Linked DNA regions of Homo sapiens: region 2 is linked to region 1. Evidence: read pairs that join two places in POLR2A ChIA-PET (ENCODE). Cell type or tissue: A673. All regions are shown on one strand. Links, peaks and the distances in the headings refer to the core of each region. The heading gives the core; the rest is flanking DNA. Region 1 overlaps PRKCA (protein kinase C alpha). Region 2 overlaps PRKCA (protein kinase C alpha).

Region 1 (9,324 bases), core at 473-8,472:
CCCGAGAGGAATGAACACACACGTCCACAAAAAAACTCATGCACAACTGAATGTTCACAGCAGCACTGTTCATAATAGTCAAAGTATAAACAACTCAACTGTCTACCAACTGATAAATAAAATCAATTACTATTAAGCCATAAAAAGGGGTGAAGTACTGATTCATTCTGCAGTATAAATGAACCTTAAAAATGTAATGCTAAGTGAAAGAAGCCAGACAGTAAAAGCCACATATTATATCATTACTTTTTTTTTTTTTTTGAGATGGAGTCTCGCTCTGTCGCTTAGGTTGGAGTGTAGTGGTGTGATCTTGGCTCACTGCAACCTCTGCCTCCTGAGTTCAAGCATTTCTCCTGCCTCACCCTCCCAAGTAGCTGGGATTACAGCCATGTGCCACCACGCCAGGCTAATTTTTGTATTTTTAGTAGAGACCGGGTTTCACACCATGTTGGACAGGACAGTCTTGAACTCCTGGCCTCAATGATTTGCCCGCCTTGGTCTCCCAAAGTGCTAGGATTACAGGCGTGAGACTTTACGCCCAGCCTGCTCAATTACATTTATATGAAGTGTACAAACTAGGCAAATTCAAAGAGACAGAAAGTAGATTCATGGTTGCCAGGGGCTACAGAGAGGGAGAATAGACAGTGATTGCTAAGGGGTCTGGGGTTTCTTTCTGGAGTGACAAAAATGTTCCAAAGTAGATGGTATTAATAGTCATTCAATTCCGTGAATACTAAAAAACCACCAAAATGGTGAATTTTATGATACATGAATCATACCTCCATATATCCCTTATATTTTAAATGGCATATGTGATAGAGGGAAAAAAATCAGAAGAACATTTTTTTGATACAGAGTCTCGCTCTGTCGCCCAGGCTGGAGTGTAGTGGCCCAATCTCAGCTCACTGCCTTCCAGGTTCAAGCGATTCTCCTGCCTCAGCCTCCTGAGTAGCTGAGACTACAGGCACACGCCACCACAGCCAGCTAATTTTTGTATTTTTAGTAGAGACAGGGTTTTGCCATGTTGCCCAGGCTGGTCTCGAACTCCTCACCTCAGGTGATCCACCCACTTGGGCCTCCCAAAGTGCTGGGATTACAGGCGTAAGCCACCACACCCAGCCTAGAAGAACCTTTATATTAACATGTGGGGTACAATATAATGTGCCCATCAATGGTTCTTAACTTTCCCTTTTATCCATTCACAGTAAACCATGATGAACAGTAATGACAATAATAAGCAGCAGGCCAGGGATAGGGGCTCATGCCTAATCCCAGTACTTTGGGAGGTTGAAGGGGGAGGATCACTTGAGGCCAGGAGTTCAAGACCAGCCTGGGCAATGTAGTGAGAATCTGTCTCTATTAAAAGAAAAAAATTAATTAGCAACCTGCAGCCTGGGAGACAGAGTGAGGTCCTGCCTCAAAAAAAAAAAAAAAAAAAAATATATATATATATATATATAAAACATAGACTTTATATATATATAATAGACATTTTATATATATAATATAGACATTATATATATAATATAGACATATATATAATATAGACATTATATATATAAAATATAGACATATATGTAATATAGATATTATATATGTAATATAGGCATTATATATACATAATATAGGCATTATATATATACATATATACGTATATACATGTATACATGTATATATATACACGTATATCTATATATATAAAAGCAGCTGTGTACCTAGGCTCTGCATTAGCTCAGCCCCAGATAGACCTGGGACAAGTAAATTCCTGTTTCTTGGTTTTCTGAGGTGGCCAAGAGAGTAAGGGGATTGACAACGCTCTAAAATCCTGAGGCTTTGGGGCCTGACACAGCGACTCATGCCTGTAATCCCAGCACTTTGGAAGGCTGAGGCAGGAGGATCACCTGAGGTCAAGAGTTCGAGCCCAGCCTGGCCAACATGGCAAAACCCCATCTCTACTAAAAATACAAAATTAGCTGGGCGTGGTGGCACACACCTGTAATTCCAGCTACTTGGGAGGCTGAGGCAGGAAAATCGCTTGAACCTGGAAGGCAGAGGTTGCAGTGAGCTGAGATCATGCCATTGCATTCCAGCCTGGGCGACAAGAGTGAAACTCCATCTCAAATAAATAAATAAATAAATAAATAAATCCGGAGGCTTTGGGATTTTGCAGGGGACTGAACTCAAGCTCTGAGGTGGTTTGGTGCCACAGTTTCCAGCATCTTCTCTGCCTCAGTCATGCAGGGCTTCTCCACCACTTGAAACCAGCAGAGAGGAGGCCTTGACTTGCCTTTCCAGGGTGTGTACTCACAGGTCCACACAACAAGGAGCTATGCAGAAGCCACAACCTGAAGAAAGGACTTACATGGGGACCCCCACCCATCCTCACCCCCTCTCCCAGATGCCGATGCCCAGGACGGCTCCCCAGATATGCATATCCTGAACTGGTACATGAAGTCTAGTGCTCCAACCCTCGGGCCAGGGGATGAGAGCTGGGGTGGAGGGGTCCTCACCCAGCAGACGACCTATTCAATTTTTTTTTTTTTGAGACAGAGTCTCGCTCTGTCACCCAGGCTGAAGTGCAGTGGCATGATCTCGGCTCACTGCAGCCTCTGTGCAGTCTCTGCCTCCCAGGTTCAAGCGATTCTCCTGCCTCAGCCTCCCAAGTAGCTGGACTTACAGGCGCCCACCACCATGCCCAGATAATTTTTGTAGTTTTAGAAGAGATGGGGTTTTACCATGTTGGCCAGCCCGGTCTTGAACTCCTGACCTCAGGTGATCCACCCGCCTTGGTCTCCCAAAGTGCTGGGATTACAGGCGTGAGCCACCGCGCCAGGCCAGACCACCTGTTCTTTTACTACCACCTTCCACTGCCTGTGCCAGCCTCGCCCATAGCAGTTAGCTTGTCTCTGAACCTCTCCTACTGTGCCAGGGGGCCTTCTCAAACATGACTAGGTATCAGTCAGGGGAGGGTGGTTAAACACTGATTCCTGAAGATTCTGATGCAGCCGGCTTCAGCAGGGCCCAGGAAACCTAGGAAACAGTGTTTCCATCAGGCTGAAGCTTCCTGCCCAGGGACTACACTCCAAGGAGAGCTGGTATGTGGCTCTGTACCCAGCACACAGAAGGAAGTCAATAAATATATACTGAATAAACAATGAAGTCTTTGCTGAGATTGTAAATCATGTTTTGCAAGTGCCCAGCACTTCATTATCCATGACCTCAGTTATCTTCACAGCTCAGCATGTTAGCAAGCAGGTAGCAATATCCCCCTTCACAGTTGTCTGAGGGACCCAGGCTTACGAGGATTAAGCCACATGCCGGGTCCATATGGCTCCTATGGACAGGGCTGGCCAGGAGCTGTGAACCAGAGTGTTTATGAGCCTCTGTATCTTTATATATTTATCTCTTCATTGCATCTCTTTTCCCCCAAATTAACATTTCCTTTGTAGATGACCTGAAGTGTAAAACAAGCCTAAAGCCAACAACTATTTTAAATATTGGCAGAAAAGACACATGCCCTCAAGAACTGCCCCCAGAACTCTAATAACACAAGGCCTGTGAAAGAAACCTGGGGCTTACACAGAACATTTGGAATATGATATGCATGGGATGCTTTTCCCAGAGACTTAAACTGACTTCACCAAGGAGTCACCAGCTACCGGGACAAAATTCAGAGGTAAGGGGATCAGCTAGAAGCACCATCGACTCCACTTCCAACCAAGCAGACCAAGGAAGAATGAAGCATCCATCACTATACAGCCCATGTAGGTATCTGGCTTCAGCCAGCAAGTCCAATGCAAAAGCTGCCTGTTGTACAAACCCGGTACCCTTAAGTCTTCTGAGACCAGGGTTTTTCCGGGTGACAGGCAATAAATATTCATTAACCAGGTGAAGGAACTTCCTTTTCCTCGATCACTTATTACTTACAACTGGACTGATTTCATTTTCAACTGTGTTCATTCTCAAGATCTCCCTCGACGCTTAATCCTCCCAGAACTTCTGCTCACCTGAAATCTTCCACCGAATATACAGGTAAAACTATAAATTCTCCCATTAAGCTATTACCCCCCTCAAGGCTGCATACCATGCAGAAAGGATAAAGATTCAACAGAATAAAGAATGCAACTAAGGCCGGGTGCGGTGTCTCATGCCTGTAATCCCAGCACTTCGAGAGGCCAAGGCGGGCAGATTTCTTGAGGCCAGGAGTTTGAGACCACCCTGGGCAGCATGGTGAAATCCCATCTCTACTAAAAATACAAATAAAAAATTGGCCAGGCATGGTGGCAAGTGCCTGTAGTCCCAGCTACTCGGGAGACTGACACATGAGAACTGCTTGAACCCAGGAAGCAGAGGTTGCAGTGAGCCAAGATCAAGCCACTGTGCTCCAGCCTGGACGACAGAGCAAGACCGTGTCTCAGAAAGAAAAAAAAAAAAAAAAAAAAGAATGCAACTCAGCACCCTGCACTTAGCAGACACTCAGTCAAGTGGCAGTTGTAATTAAGTCATCACATCCCTCCCCTGCAGCTCCCCACAGACCAGGAAGCCTGCTCCCTTTAACAGTGTCGAACAAGACTTGATTGTTTGCTTGCTTGCTTAATTAATTCAGGGGGCTGCGGTGCAAAGGGGAATGGAGGATGATGGAAATCAGATAGCAAGTCTCCACTAGGCTGGGCTGATGCCATGGTGACGCCAGCATGAGGCCCTGTAAGCAGCAGAGGAGTCTGGGGCGACACCCGTGTGACCTTGATAGCACCAAACCCAGAAACAGATATGCGGGCCCTCAACCAACAGTCTCTTAGGAGGCGGAACACCCCAGCGCTCCCCCACCGGGGACTGAAGCCACAGACAGCAGTCCGTGCCACTTAGCACACAGAAGAGCTGGCAAAGCGGGGACACATGGGCTGAGGGAGCTGGGTCAGGCGGGGCGAGCTGGAGGTGCTAGTTGAGGAGGTGGTGGAGGAAGGATTCATGGGAAAGCTCCAGGCGGAAGGAAGGAGCCCTGGATGCAGACCCTGCCCAGGGAGCAAGGGTGTGCTTCAGAGCCCTCCCTCCCTGGCCCATCCTCCCTTGCGGACTCCTCCCTGGCTCATCCCCTTCCAGGGGAGCACTGCCGCCCCCAACATGAGATCCAGGACATGCACCCAGGTGAACAGCTGCCCTCAAACCCCCACTGCAGCAGCAGGGCCCCCACATCCCACTTCTGGAAATAAAGTAGCTGATCACCGGTGCACTGGGCTCCTTATTAACTCTAAGGGCTCCCGGGGTGATAAGTAGGTGCTAAACAAGTGAGGACCATTTAAACTGGCTTCTCTCCTACATCCAAGCCTTGAATACTGAAGATGTTACAAACGCAGAGGTAATCTACCCGATTTTAGGATGAAAGTGATCGTGAAAACAGGAGGGAGGGTTTTAATGGCCGCTTTCCTACAAAGGTTAACTGGTTTAGCATCTCTGTGATTGTCCCTATGTAAATCCCTGAATGGCAAAAGCAATACCAAAATTAACCAACTTTCTACATTTAGGAAGCCATTAGAATTATTTGTTGGTTGACTTAATAACTGGCTGTTGGAAGAAAAAAGAAAATGCAGGGAAGCAGAAAGAAAAATTAATCAAATCACCAAACTCCTACAACTTGAATCGATATCATGAATATTTTGGGGTATTCATACAGGCCCTTTAAACAAAGTGTGTAGCTACTGCCCCAGGTGCAGTAATGCATGACAGTGAAGAAAGTACATGGGCTTTTGGGGAACATTTACAGGCTGTACGACCTTGGACAAGTCACTTACCCTCTCTGGGCCACAAGTCTCTCATCAGAAAATACAGATAATAGTACTTTAAACACACAGGTTTACGGGAGGATTAAATGAGATAATGCGTTCCAAGTGTCCACCACATAGCAAGTACTCAGTAAATACTGGCTGTATTATGATATTTTTTTACAATGTGTTCTTTAACATGCTTGTTCACTTACATAAAAGATGATTATCAAACATCTTTTCATGACAGCAAATACACTACATTTTCATAGTTAATTGTTAGGTATATTTATTATGCATGTGAGCCATAAATCAATCTCTCTCCCTTTGTTCCCCTCTTTTTTGAGAAGGAGTCTCACTCTGTCACCCAGGCTGGAGTGCAGTGGCGCAATCTTGACTCACTGCAACCTCCACCTCCCAGGTTCCAGCAATTCTGCTGGAACTCAGCCTCCCAAGTAGCTGGGATTATAGGTGCCCGCCACCAAGCCCGGCTAATTTTTGTATTTTAGTAGAGGCAGGGTTTTCACCGTGTTGGGCAGGCTGGTCTCGAATTCCTGACCTCAAGTGATCTGCCTGCCTCGGCTTCCCAAAGTACTGGGATTACAGGTGCGAGCCACTGCGCCTGGCCTGTTGCCCTTTTAGATTGCTGCCAGTTTATCCCTTTAAGAGATGGCACTGCAATGAGCATACTGACCCATTCATCATGGCTCCCCCATTCAATTCATTTATTTAGGAAACTCCCCAGAGAAAACTGCTGAAAAAGAATATACTTACATAGTTATGTGGGATTTGGCTTTTAAGAAAATGAGCAAAATTTAAGGATTTCAGGATGTCTCAAAATAAAGAATACACATAACACAAAATACAGTCACAAAGATTAAGCCAAGAATAAAAGTTTCTTAAATTTTGCGTGAGACTATCACCTCTCAGGAAAGTGTTTGTGGATGTATCACTGCTTACATTTAAAAAAAACCTAGTGATTCATCAGTACCGCCCAATTACCTATGAAATCAAAACTGAAATGTTCTCTCAATAAGAAAACTCCGAGTGGGTGTCTCCAATGGTATATGTAATACATGCACATCTTGTAGGTGATTTCAGTTAGACTTCTAATTTTGCCATTGTCAAGGAACTATAAGCTCATGCATCCAAGACGCTGGACTAAAATAGTGTTTCTCCAAGTCTGGTTCACAGACCGCCTGTGTCAGTGCAGATTCCTGGGTCCCATCTAGACCTCCTGAGTCAGGATCTCAGATGCAGAAGACACATTTTTAAATGAAGTCCCCACGAGACTCATATACATGGTAAAATACAGCAGGTACTATCTTCATATCATCCATAAGTAATTACAAACATCCCATGCAACCCCCATCCCTGAAGTTTCCATCCACATTTTAAATCTTTTCAACTTCAGACCCTGGATACAGCGTCTCACTTTTCTACATTTGTTTAGATACAAAGCGCTTCAATTTTTCAGTTCAATTTAACAAAAAATATGAGACGCCTATAATACGCCAGGCATCAAGTAGGGAGTTTCGGAAGACTTGCCTTGTGCCCAAAGAACCACTTTGAAGGTGAAAATCCACCGTCTGGATTTTAGGCAATATTGCCAGATGACAAAGGGTTGGGTCATTCGATGGCACCCTGCCTGCTCTAATGTATCACCTAGTGGCCTTTAAAAAGCAACATATATATTACAGATAAAACAGTCACAGTGTCGCTTTATGCCAGGCCCTATTCTAAGATTTTTACACATAGTAATTGATTTCAATCTTATAGCCATCCAGTGTGGCTAGTGCTCTTATGCTGTTATTATCCCCATGTTACAGATAAAAAAACTGGGAGTTAAATAATTTGCCTGAATCACAAAGTTAGAAGTGGCAGAGCTGAGATGTAAACCCAGGCAGTCTGGGTCCAGAGCTATGCTGTTCATCAACCAGAGCAGACTGTCTCTCTCAGGTTCAAATCTCACCCCCGGTTTCCATTGAGGAAGATCATTTTGAATGAGTCTTATATGTGGATCTGAACTTCAGAATGGTCATTTCACAAACACACAGAAAATGGTGAAAGGCTCTCATGCAGAACAGGTGGTTGAAACAATTCTCTCTTCATTCTGAACTCCTCTCAACCTGATCAGTGACTCCAGGGTAGGGTCAGGCAGTTTTAGAATCAGGAGATGAGAATTCTGGCTGCACTGCTGATGCTAAGTGATTAACTCTAGATTTAACTCTTCATTGGTTTAAAATGTGATATTTTGGCCAAAGATGGGGGAACTTGGAAAGAAAAAACTGCAAAAATACATACATCATATCTTATTTGCTACTCGCATGCTATAATCAGATATAATCCCAAATTTGTTCTCTTTTGTTGGAAATAAACAGGATGTGATTTGTTTCGGAGATTCACTAAGGAGAAATGCTACAGGCAACATGCCCTCTTACAAACCAGCCTGCCCCTGCATCTAGCTTATCTGTATAATACAGCACCTATGAGATTACACTCTGGGTTTGAACCCTAGCTTTGCTGCTTACTCTCTGCTCTCAAGCAACTTAACTTCTCTAGGCATCAATATTCTTCTCTGAAAAACAGAAAAATAGGATGGGCAGTGGTGGATCGCTTGAGTCCAGGAGTTCAAGACCAGCCTGGGCAACATAATGAGACCCCGTCTCTACAAAACATAAAATGTTAGCCGGGCATGGTGGCATGCACCTGTAGTCCCAGCTACTTGGGAGTCTGAGGTGGAAGGATTGCTTGAGCCTGGGAGTTCCAGGTTGCAGTGACCTATGATCACACCACTACACGCATCTTGGGCGACAGAGTGAGACCCTGTCTCAAAAAAAAAAAAAAAAAAAAGAAAAGAAAAGAAAAAAAATAGTATCAAATCTATAGCGCTATTGTGAAGATTAAATAATTATACAAAGTGCTGACCTCACATACTGCACCTGGCAATGCCTCACTAACTGTTAACCACTGTTCGCCATCCCTGTCATTAAAGCTTATCAAAATAGCCAGCTATGGTGGTGTGCACCCGTAGTCCCAGCTACTCCAGAGGCTGAGGCAGGAAAATTGCTTGAACCCGGGAGGCAGAGGTTGCAGTAAGCCGAGATCATGCCACTGCACTCCAGCCTGGGCGACAGAGCAAGACTCCATCTCAAAAAAAAAAAAAAAAAAAAAGTATCAAAATAGCTTTATTTATCGCTTCATTCAATATAATTATGTCTGTGCCACTGTGGAGGTTGAGGGGATGTGGAAGGACTGTCCTTACCGTCAGGAAGGCTTCCATCAAGTACAGGGAACAAGTAGGGCGACCACATGTTTGAGTCTGCCCAGACAATCCTGGTTTATGACTGTTGTCCCAGCTTAATTATTAATGGCTCTCCTCCCTTCACTTTCAAAAGTGTCCTGGTTTAGAGGATAAATATGTTCACCCTAATGATAAGACAACTGAGCTAGAAATACCTGCAGTGCTTGGCAGTACCAAACAGGTCTCCTGGCAGTGATGCAAACAGGCTGCTCGAGTTCTTTGGGGATGGAAAGCTCCATTCTGCATGTGGAGGGAAGGAAG
Region 2 (9,324 bases), core at 947-8,946, 160 kb before region 1:
TGATGAATCAGAGTATTTATTTTTGAGGTTTTCTCCAAGCTGCCTCTTCATCAGCTCTGAAATAGCAGCATTCAAGCTGCCACAGACACTTCCCGAAGTTTGCTGGCCTAGGGTTCCCAATGGGGAAAACATCACCTCCCTGGCAACAAACACAACAGCCTCCTAACACCCCTTCTGCAGGAGAGGCACCAACTGCATCTCTCCAAAAGACGGGTGGCCTACATGTTTAAATTGATTTTCGAAATTATTTTCAAATCCCTCGGGTTGCGTGAGCAAGGGTGGATTTCTATTTCTAAGTGTGGTGACCTTTTCTAAAACTGTTTTATGCTTTTCACTCTTCTGTGATTGGTGCCACCTAGGACTGCACACTGCATTCATTTGGTGTGTCTGAGTGAGCTGTTTAATCCAGAACAAGGAAACTCATCCCTTCAAATCTGAATTAAAGAAGCATCTCTCTGGGTACGATGAGGTTTTCTGATGTAAAACTCTCATCTAAAAGTTAGCCATTCTTATTAAGATTGAAACCTTAGGCCGGGCGCGGTGCTTACGCCTGTAATCCCAGAACTTTGGGAGGCCAAGGCGGGCAGATCACAAATCAGGTGATCGAGACTATCCTGGCTAACACAGTGAAACCCCATCTCTACTAAAAATAAAAAAAAATTAGCTGGATGTGGTGGCGGGCGCCTGTAGTCCCAGCTACTCAGGAGGCTGAGGCAGGAGAATGGCGTGAACCTGAGAGGCGGAGCTTGCAGTGAGCCGAGATCACGCCACTGCAATCCAGCCTGGAGGACAGAGCAAGACTCCATCTCAAAAAAAAAAAAAAGATTTCAAAGCTTAAATTAAATGAATTTAATGAAATAACTAGCCTTGCAAAAGGGAAACGTAAGAATAACTCACAAATTAGAAAAGTATTGTTTCTTGCTGTGCTGCTTGATGGCTTGTCACAGCAGAACAATATCCTCCACCCAAAGCGTTTATTTACACACATACACTCAGCCTGACGTTTAAGAGTGCAAAGGAGTTTTTAAAAAAGGCAGCTGGGGAAAAAACAAGAGTGAAAATCTGAGGACACCACACAGAAATACAATGATGTCTACACATGAAACTCAGTCTCCAATAAAAAATGTTTTAGTACATTTGCCTGTGAACAGATGAGCTTTGGTAAGTGTTGAGATCAGAAGGGAGTGGACTGTTCTTTTCATCACAGTTCCGAAGATAAAAGGAGAAGTACAGACTGCTGATAAAAGTCTGGCAGCATAACTGTTAATATGCCTATGCCTTCGATGAGGGCCTCAGATACCGGGGCTCAGGAGACAGCATGTGGTCAGCAGAAATGGCGATGCTGTTCTCCCTGGGATGGCCCTCCTGGGTCCTCTGGGCACATTACACTGTCAGGTAGTTTGCTAACTGGAATGCTTTCTGGCTAAGAGCAGAATTCTGTTTTGCTACGGTACTCATTCCAACCTATGAAGGTTATCCTCAAATCCCAAATGCCACTAATGCCCATCACTGGAACTGGACAGTACTGCCCACAAGGGATGAGAATAAAAACAGCTGCCATTTACTAACTGCTGGAGATCCCACCAGATGCTTCAGGTCTACTCATTACTTAATTCTCACACAGCCACCCCACTCAACCAAATAAGCTTGAGGTTTTCTCCAAGCTGCCTCTTTATCAACTCTTAAATAGCAGCATTCAAGCTGCCACAGACACTTCTCGAAGTTTGCTGGCCTAGGGTTCCCAATGGGGAAAACATCACCTCCCTGGTGACAAACGCAACAGCCTCCTAACACCCCTTCTGCAGGAGAGGCACCAAGTGCATCTCTCCAACGCAGATGAGTGAGGATGAATAAGCCAAAGAGGGATGTCTCCCGAGAGCAGAGACTGTCTCATAAATAGCCCAGAGCAGTCAGTTGGGTGGCAGGTTGCTAGTCTCCCATTTTGCAGAAGAGGAAACTAAGGTTCAGAGTGGTTAAGTAACTCTGAAAGAGGCACAGCTTTAAGTGACAGAGTTGGAGTTTCAAAGCCACATTCTTTACCCTGTGACACATCTCCAGAAGGGATCAGCTCTGGGCCCTCACTACTTCCAAAATAAAGTCTTCAGTAACATCAAGAAAAAGAAAAGGAGTCAGGCGTGGTGGTGGCTCACGCCTGTAATTCTAGCAGTTTGGGAGGCAGAGGCGGGCAGATTGCCTGAGCTCAGGAGACCAGCTTAGGCAACATGGTAAAACCCTGTCTCTACTAAAAATACAAAAAATTAGCTGGGCATGGTGGCGTGAACCTGTAATCCCAGCCACTCGGGAAGCTGAGGCACGAGAACCCCTTAAACCCAGGAGGTGGAGATTGCAGTGAGCCGAGATCATGCCAATGCACTCCAGCCTGGGTGACAGAGCAAGACTCCATCTCCCAAATAAACAAACCAGTAAAAGAAAAGGCACCATGCAAAGGCTCCTGGATACAAAGCAATCTCTTACTCAAAAGAAATATAAAACGTCTAGGAGCTTCAGAAATGGGGAAGTGGAAAATACTTCTATTTTGTTCAGGGAAACGTTGGTATTTTTCTACTGCAAAGATGAGATGGGAAGATGACAAGTCTTAAACATATGCTAAAGAAAGTTCCATCAGATTTGTGTCTCATGACTTTTCTTATGACATGCTCTGAAGACCACACGGCATTCGGATGACAGAGAAAGCTGTCTATACAAAATCTTCCCAAGAATGTTAATATTTAAATGTTGCCCCACATATGGAACCTGAAGAATCCCAACTACAGTTTCAATCAAATCACAAAGAACACTTGGCGTTTAACAATGCAGTTGTGATTCTTAACACTACCTCCTAATATCCTTAGATCCTTAGAGCAACAGACTCATAAGGTTAGAGTTCATTTCAAAATTTTGTACTTTCTCAATCATACTTACCTGCAAGCTTCCACTTGACATCTGTGGCCCCAAATAATTCTCACCATAAATTATGGTAATAATTTACTTTGGTGGACCTGGCTTTGGTGAATTACAGACCTCAAAAAGAACAAAAGGACTGAAATACCGTGGTTTTCCTCCCCACCTCTGATTTTGGGTAGGCAAGAGTCCTCAATTCCTGGACGCATGCTAAATTACTACAAATAAAAACAGCTTCAGGAGCACAGTCGGGGCTTCCCTGAGAGTAAAATTCACAAGGAAGAACTAGAGCCCAGAGAGTGAATTACTGAAATAGAGGTTCTAATAACTGGGGTGATCTACACAAAGAATGCCCAGCTGTATGCACTGGATATGGTGGAGAGGATTTTACAGGTCAGCTCTGTAAGACCAAGCCCCCATCGTTCACCTCTATCTATCAAGCACTCATCTCAGGGACTGGACCCACATGGTGCTCAATCTGATGAGTACAGGAGGATAGAAGAAAGGACAGGTGGCTAAGTCTGTCCCAGGAATCCACAGGAATCTGTCACAGGATCCACTGCAGAAAACTGCAATTCCCACGGGAGAAGAGCAGTTGGAGCCTGTCTCGTTAGCTCTCCTTACTAAAAACAATGGTAATAAAAGTGATAACCACCATCATTGATAGCTTCTACTGCTGCCATTGGTGATGATGACATCAACAGCAGCATCCCCCCTTCTGCAGCTCAGAGGGGTTAAGCAAGAAGCCCAAGGTTACATGGCCAGTAAGGGAAGAAGCCAAGATTCAACCCTGGTCTTCCGGCTCCGAAGTTAACTACATTTATGCTATTCTAATATTTCAGATATTTTAATCTGCATTATCCTTCTTTTCCCAGACTGCATAATCTATGCTGTAACCTCACTAAAGCCTTTCCATGTGGGTTTTATTTTTCTAATCTTGTGTGTTTTCTGTGGCTTTTCTCTGAATGATTGATCAGTGGAGGATCTATCCCCAAGTCAGACATCTGCATTCAGATGGTCTGAACCGGACAGAGTAAAGTTCAGGGAAGTTCTGGAAAGTTCTGAACTTACACCAGGAAAGTTCTAGTCACACAGACAAATAACTCATATTTCTTACACAGCATTTTCCTATCAGGGCTTCTCAATGTCATTTGGGACTGTGATCAGAAATATGCTGAGAGGACTGCAAGAAATGTCAGAATTGGAGAGGCAGAGCATGTGCCAAAAAATAAAAATAAAAATAGAGCAATTAGTCCAAAACCAGGTAAGAAACAGAAATTATGAGTACATTAATATCAGAGGACAGAAGCCAATAGCTATCCAAAGTCAGGCAAATAATTAATAATCAGGAGAATAAGGAGGGGAAAGAAAGGAAATGCTGTCCATTCAGTATGTTCCAGGCATGATGCTGTTTTGATGTAAGTTTTCACTTTTATTTCAAAGGTAGGTATTTTAGTGAAAAGGAAACTGGAGGTCTGGCTTAGATGATACAACCCCACAGCTGTGGGGGCCCCTCATTAGAAGGAGGGGAATGGACTAGAAGAGTTTGTGGTCTCACAGTGCACTGATATCCTATAATTGTTTAAATCTTGTTGTGAGAACAGAGATAGTGACCAGGTAGTGAGGAGATCCCACTAGGATTCAGAAGGGAAGGACAGATCCAACAGGGAACTGACACCAGCTGCCAAGAAAAGGTCTCAGGCTCTGGTCGTCTGCAGAACCCCTCGAGAGCTGTGTTTTGTGCCCTTACTCTGGTGAGGGCCAACCCCAAGGAAGCTGGGCCAGCACAGAGCTGATGGGGACACCCACCCCATCAGTTAGAGGCCTGTTTGGCAGCAGGGGTGGGGGAATTTGGGTCCAAGATGGAGCAGGTTAAAGAAGCTGCACTGCACATTTGTGTTTTATTAACTATCCCACAAGACATCAATACATATCTTTTCTGCCATATGTTGGCTTGAGGTAAGAGCCCCTAACCTGATGGACACACAGATCAACAGATGGCCTATTTATACTCAAAAAGATCTTAAGGAAGCTTCATCCTTGGTGAGTTTTCCCATCTGGCAAAATATGAGATGTGCAAGAGGCAGTGTAGATGGGCAGTGAAGGGTGGTTAAAAGTGGGAATTCACAAATCACAACGCAGGTTCAAGTCCTGCCTACTGCTGAGTATGCCTTGGAGGAGTTACTCAACCTCTCTAAGCTGTTTCTTTAGCTACAAAGCAAAATGGTAACAGCGCAGTCTCAGAGAGTTTGGGGATAATTTGAGGAATAATTCACATGAAGTGCTGAGAACAGCACCTTATAGGTAACACACACAGGGTAAATGCTAACTACTATTATTACTTACGGTGGTGGCGGTGTAAGTAAATAATTGTAACAAAGCATTCTTTATACTCTAATCCCATTGAAATGGAAATATATTCCAATCAGAAATCTCCGGATTAATAAAAGCAGCATATGACACTAGACAGCCTAAGTCTACCCCAGGCAATTCCCCTTCATGTCACTGTCAGTAAAGAATCATACAGGAGAGAGTCAAATTACCATGAGTCCTTAAGAAGGTTCACTTGTCCATTTCCCTCATGTTACAAGTTTATTACTCAAATACATTGGGCCCCAACATTCAGAAAGATCAACTTGTGATTTCTTTTTCTTTTCTTTTTTGAGACAGAGTCTTGCTCTGTCACCCAGGCTGGAGTGCAGTGGCGTGATCTCGGCTCACTGCAAGCTCCGCCTCCCGGGTTCACGCCATTCTCCTGCCTCAGCCTCCCGAGTAGCTGGGACTACAGGCGCCCGCCACCACGCCCGGCTAATTTTTTGTATTTTTAGTAGAGATGGGGTTTCACCATGTTAGCCAGGATGGTCTTGATCTCTTGACCTCGTGATCCGCCCACCTCGGCCTCCCAAAGTGCTGGGATTACAAGCTTGTGCTACCACACCCAGCCCAATCAACATGTGATTTCAAATACTCAGACTACAAAACCCAAGAGGAAGTCAATTAGGGATAAGAATCGACCTTCATCAGATATGAAATACCAGCAGAATACACAGAAGACAATGGAATCTCCCTCATGCCTCAGAGACCCCAATTCCGCCTGCTAGTTAGAACAATAATAACTGACCCAGTTCCTACCCGAGGGGAATATGCAAATACAAAAACTTGGCTCCAACAAAGAATCGTGGTCAGCTTCACTTGGGAAGAAAGTGGTCAAGGTGAATGTAATCAAAACTAACCATTTTCTAATTTTTTTGGGGGGGGTGCGGGGGGCAGCAGTTCCAGAAAAGGTCATGTTCTTCTTATTGCCTCTAAATGACAGAAACACATAGGCTAACAGTTGGAAGCTCCACTTCCCACTCCTCCAAAAGGCAGGGCTCCATAAACACTGTGGCATTACGAACGAACAAAAGGAGGGGCTGATGCGCTGCAGAGTCTGACAACCTCCAGACAACTTGTTTAAATGCCTGAGAAGCCGGCTTGTCTGCACTGCCCTTTCCAACAGCCTCTACAGGGGAACACATTCCTCTGCAGCAGCAGAAAGAAGCCTGAGCAACTAAAAGCCGCTCCCCCGAGTCAACAACAGCCTTGCAGGAAACTCGCAAAAGGAACGGGGTCTGCCTGGCCAGTGGGGGCGGCAGCCTGGACAGTCTCCTCTGGATCTTGCCTGGTTGCTTAAGACCAACCCACTGGGTATCAAATTAAAGCCTTAGATGGGAAAAATGAATGGGCAAGATGAGTCTGTAAACCAGGAGGAGGCAGAAGGCTGACCCTACCACGTTTCTCATTTGCCTAGCCAAATTCAGCATTCGTTATAAATCAAGCAGTCAATACACAGGCTAGCAGCCTTGGGTGCGACTTGTTTCAAGACACATGCCCTTAATAATTATTCTGAGGCAAACCAGGGGGGTCAGGACAGGCCAATACTGAGCTCCAAAAAGGGATGCAGTAAAACAGGGGATTTGGCCAATGCCCTGTTGCCTTTAGAGGAGAAAGGCCTATCTCATCAGAATTAATGGTGAGCCCAGGAGCAGAGGAAACATTTCTTCTTTTACGCAAACCAAATGCAGATACATTGGTTAAGAGAAGACGTGATGGGAAAAAAGTAGTGAATTCATGAAATTTATAAAAAGGGGCCTATGACTTTACTGCTGTTTTAGGGCATCCCTTTAAGTATCACTTGGTGAGAGGAGAATAAGTGTAGGAATCAAAAAGGTATTCTCTAAGAGGTACATCACAAAGAGCTCTACCGTTTGAAGTCTCCTCTTCCTTAAAATCCACTTCCAAAGGACTGAAGTGTTGTTGGCTGCCTAAGGTTACAATTGCCTTCCAGTATTTTCCAGCCGTGGGTTCCCCTTCACTGAAAGAAGGGAAGCAAACGTGTCTGTTTTGTGCTAAGAAAGCACTGTTCCACTCCCCGGGATGCTGTGTGTGCAAACTAATTCCACCGACAGCAGCAGATCAGCTGCTGGGAATAAACCCCTGAAGAAAGGCCTTGTGTACCTCCCATGTTCAGGAGAGGCAGCAAGGCAACTTGTCCATGGTCACAGCAATTGACAGCAAGGCCAGATCATCAGAGGGGATGTGAGTGGAAGGAATTCTAGTGAGTCCTTGCAGTAGGGTTTTACCCCATGCAAAGAGGGAAGGAGATGGGGTTGCAGTTAAACTTCAAGGATGGGCCGGGCGCAGTGGCTCACACCTGTAATCCTAGCATTCTGGGAGGCCGAGGTGGGCGGATCACCTGAGGTCAGGAGTTCAAGACCAGCCTGGCTATGAACTCTGTATCTACTAAAAATACAAAAATTAGTCGGGCATGGTGGTGCATGCTTGTAATCCCAGCTCCTCAGGAGGTGGAAGCACAAGAATTGCTCAAACCCGGGAGGCGGAAGCTGCAGTGAGCCAAGATCGCACCACTGCACTCCACCCTGGGTGACAGAGCAAGACTCTGTCTCAAAAAAAAATAAAAAAATAAAATAAAATTCAAGGATGAATAAATGCTTATGAAAAACTACAAGTCAGTGGGTGGGGGTGGGGGGGGAGGGGGCAGGAAACAACCAGCAAAAAGATAATGAATCATCACGTGACTTTTTTAAAGCTCTGAATTGGCTCCTTAATTCCCTCTGAGCAAAGATGGTGGGGACAGACTCAAGGGACTCAAGGTTGTTCTTTTTTTTTTTTTTAATTTTACCAGAAGTGAGTCACTTGGGAGTAAGAAAATCCATCCCTAAAGGCAAAACCATCTGCAATGTTCCCTCTTGGAAATTCACCCTGATCTGCTCAGCAGTGGAACATGGTGCTCTGTCAGCAAAGGCGCTGAATAATGCAGGAGCGAATCCACAGAGGGCTGGCAGAGGCTCGGCAGCTTAGCTCCTCAGCCTAGAAGCCGAACACAGCTCCTCTCTGGGAAAATCAAATTCCACCCCTGGAAACATGGGCTCCAGACTATGAGGTCTGGGGAAGGAAAACAGCACAAAGATAAGTTTGAGAAGAAAGTCTACTCTTCAAGTCCCTGGTCACCAACCAGGACTTGCAGATATCCACAATGTCTGGCATCCATCAGTTCCATTTGACACCCTGAGGACTGAGGCCTGCCAATAATACACGACACAGGTGTGAAAAGGAATGGGTGAGAGAGGCTTATTTAACCCTTGAAGGGAGACAGCAGTGACAGGAGGCCACCAAAAGGTGATTTGTAAAAACATCAGTCAGGTTGCTGCACCTGAAACAGGGCACTCTGTAAAAATAAGACTCCAGGGAGCCAACAACCCAGGGGATTTTCTGCCTCCTGACAACAGCCACAAAAGGAAGCGATCGCCTACATCCACAGGTGAAAATAATCGAGCTTTAGGCAGGGCCTCTCAGCCCAGGTTTCACATTAGGGTCAATGGGGGAGTTCTGGCAAAGCAAGGATGCCACCGGCTCCCACCCCGGAGATGTGGATTTAATGGACCTGCAACCTGCCCAGGCTGCCATGCTTCATTTGAAAGCTCCTCGGAGGACTCTGCAGTTCAGGCAGGGCTAAGAACCACTGATCTGAAGAGTACTTGGAAGAAACGGCGGCTCCAAGGCTGCAGAACCCTATGTGAACGCGGCTCCTCCTGCCCTCCAGCTGTCTCTGGCTGTGCAGATGAACATGCAGGAGTCCTGCTGGGGCCTCTGCCCATTTAATAGAAGGCTTTCCTGAAGCCCTGTGCTCAGGTGTTTCCTGAGTGAACAAGAGCCAGCAGAGACTACCGATGGAGCAAAGAATGTTACTGAAAAGCTCCTAATTGCCAACAAAAATCTAAGTAATCAATAGAGCAACTAAAAGTGTTGTCAGGAAGACACAACGTGGGCCCTTGTGTCCCAAAAAATCTAAGTAATCAATGGAGCAATTGGAAGTATTGTCAGGAGGCCCCCAGGGTATAAGAGAAGGAGGGTGGTGGCTGT

Evidence for each region. Peaks named below come from ENCODE experiments on the same cell type or tissue, not always from the same donor. Only the 100,000 strongest peaks of a DNase experiment are listed, where the experiment ranks them.
Region 2: POLR2A ChIA-PET joins it to region 1 with 10 read pairs; 3 of 35 experiments call an interaction of 5 or more read pairs at or near these places.

The regions. Positions count from the first base shown.
Region 1 is chr17:66,369,838-66,379,161 of GRCh38, reverse strand. All of the region lies in intron 2 of PRKCA (protein kinase C alpha), which reads right to left. Among named protein-coding and RNA genes, the nearest start is that of PRKCA-AS1, 42 kb to the left of the region's middle. In A673, for the core only: no CTCF peak of the experiment used is centred there; a DNase peak (open chromatin) is centred at 4,541.
Region 2 is chr17:66,530,907-66,540,230 of GRCh38, reverse strand. The region is part of intron 3 of PRKCA (protein kinase C alpha); the gene reads right to left. Among named protein-coding and RNA genes, the nearest start is that of PRKCA-AS1, 120 kb to the right of the region's middle. RefSeq lists an enhancer at 6,501-7,041. In A673, for the core only: no CTCF peak of the experiment used is centred there; no DNase peak of the experiment used is centred there.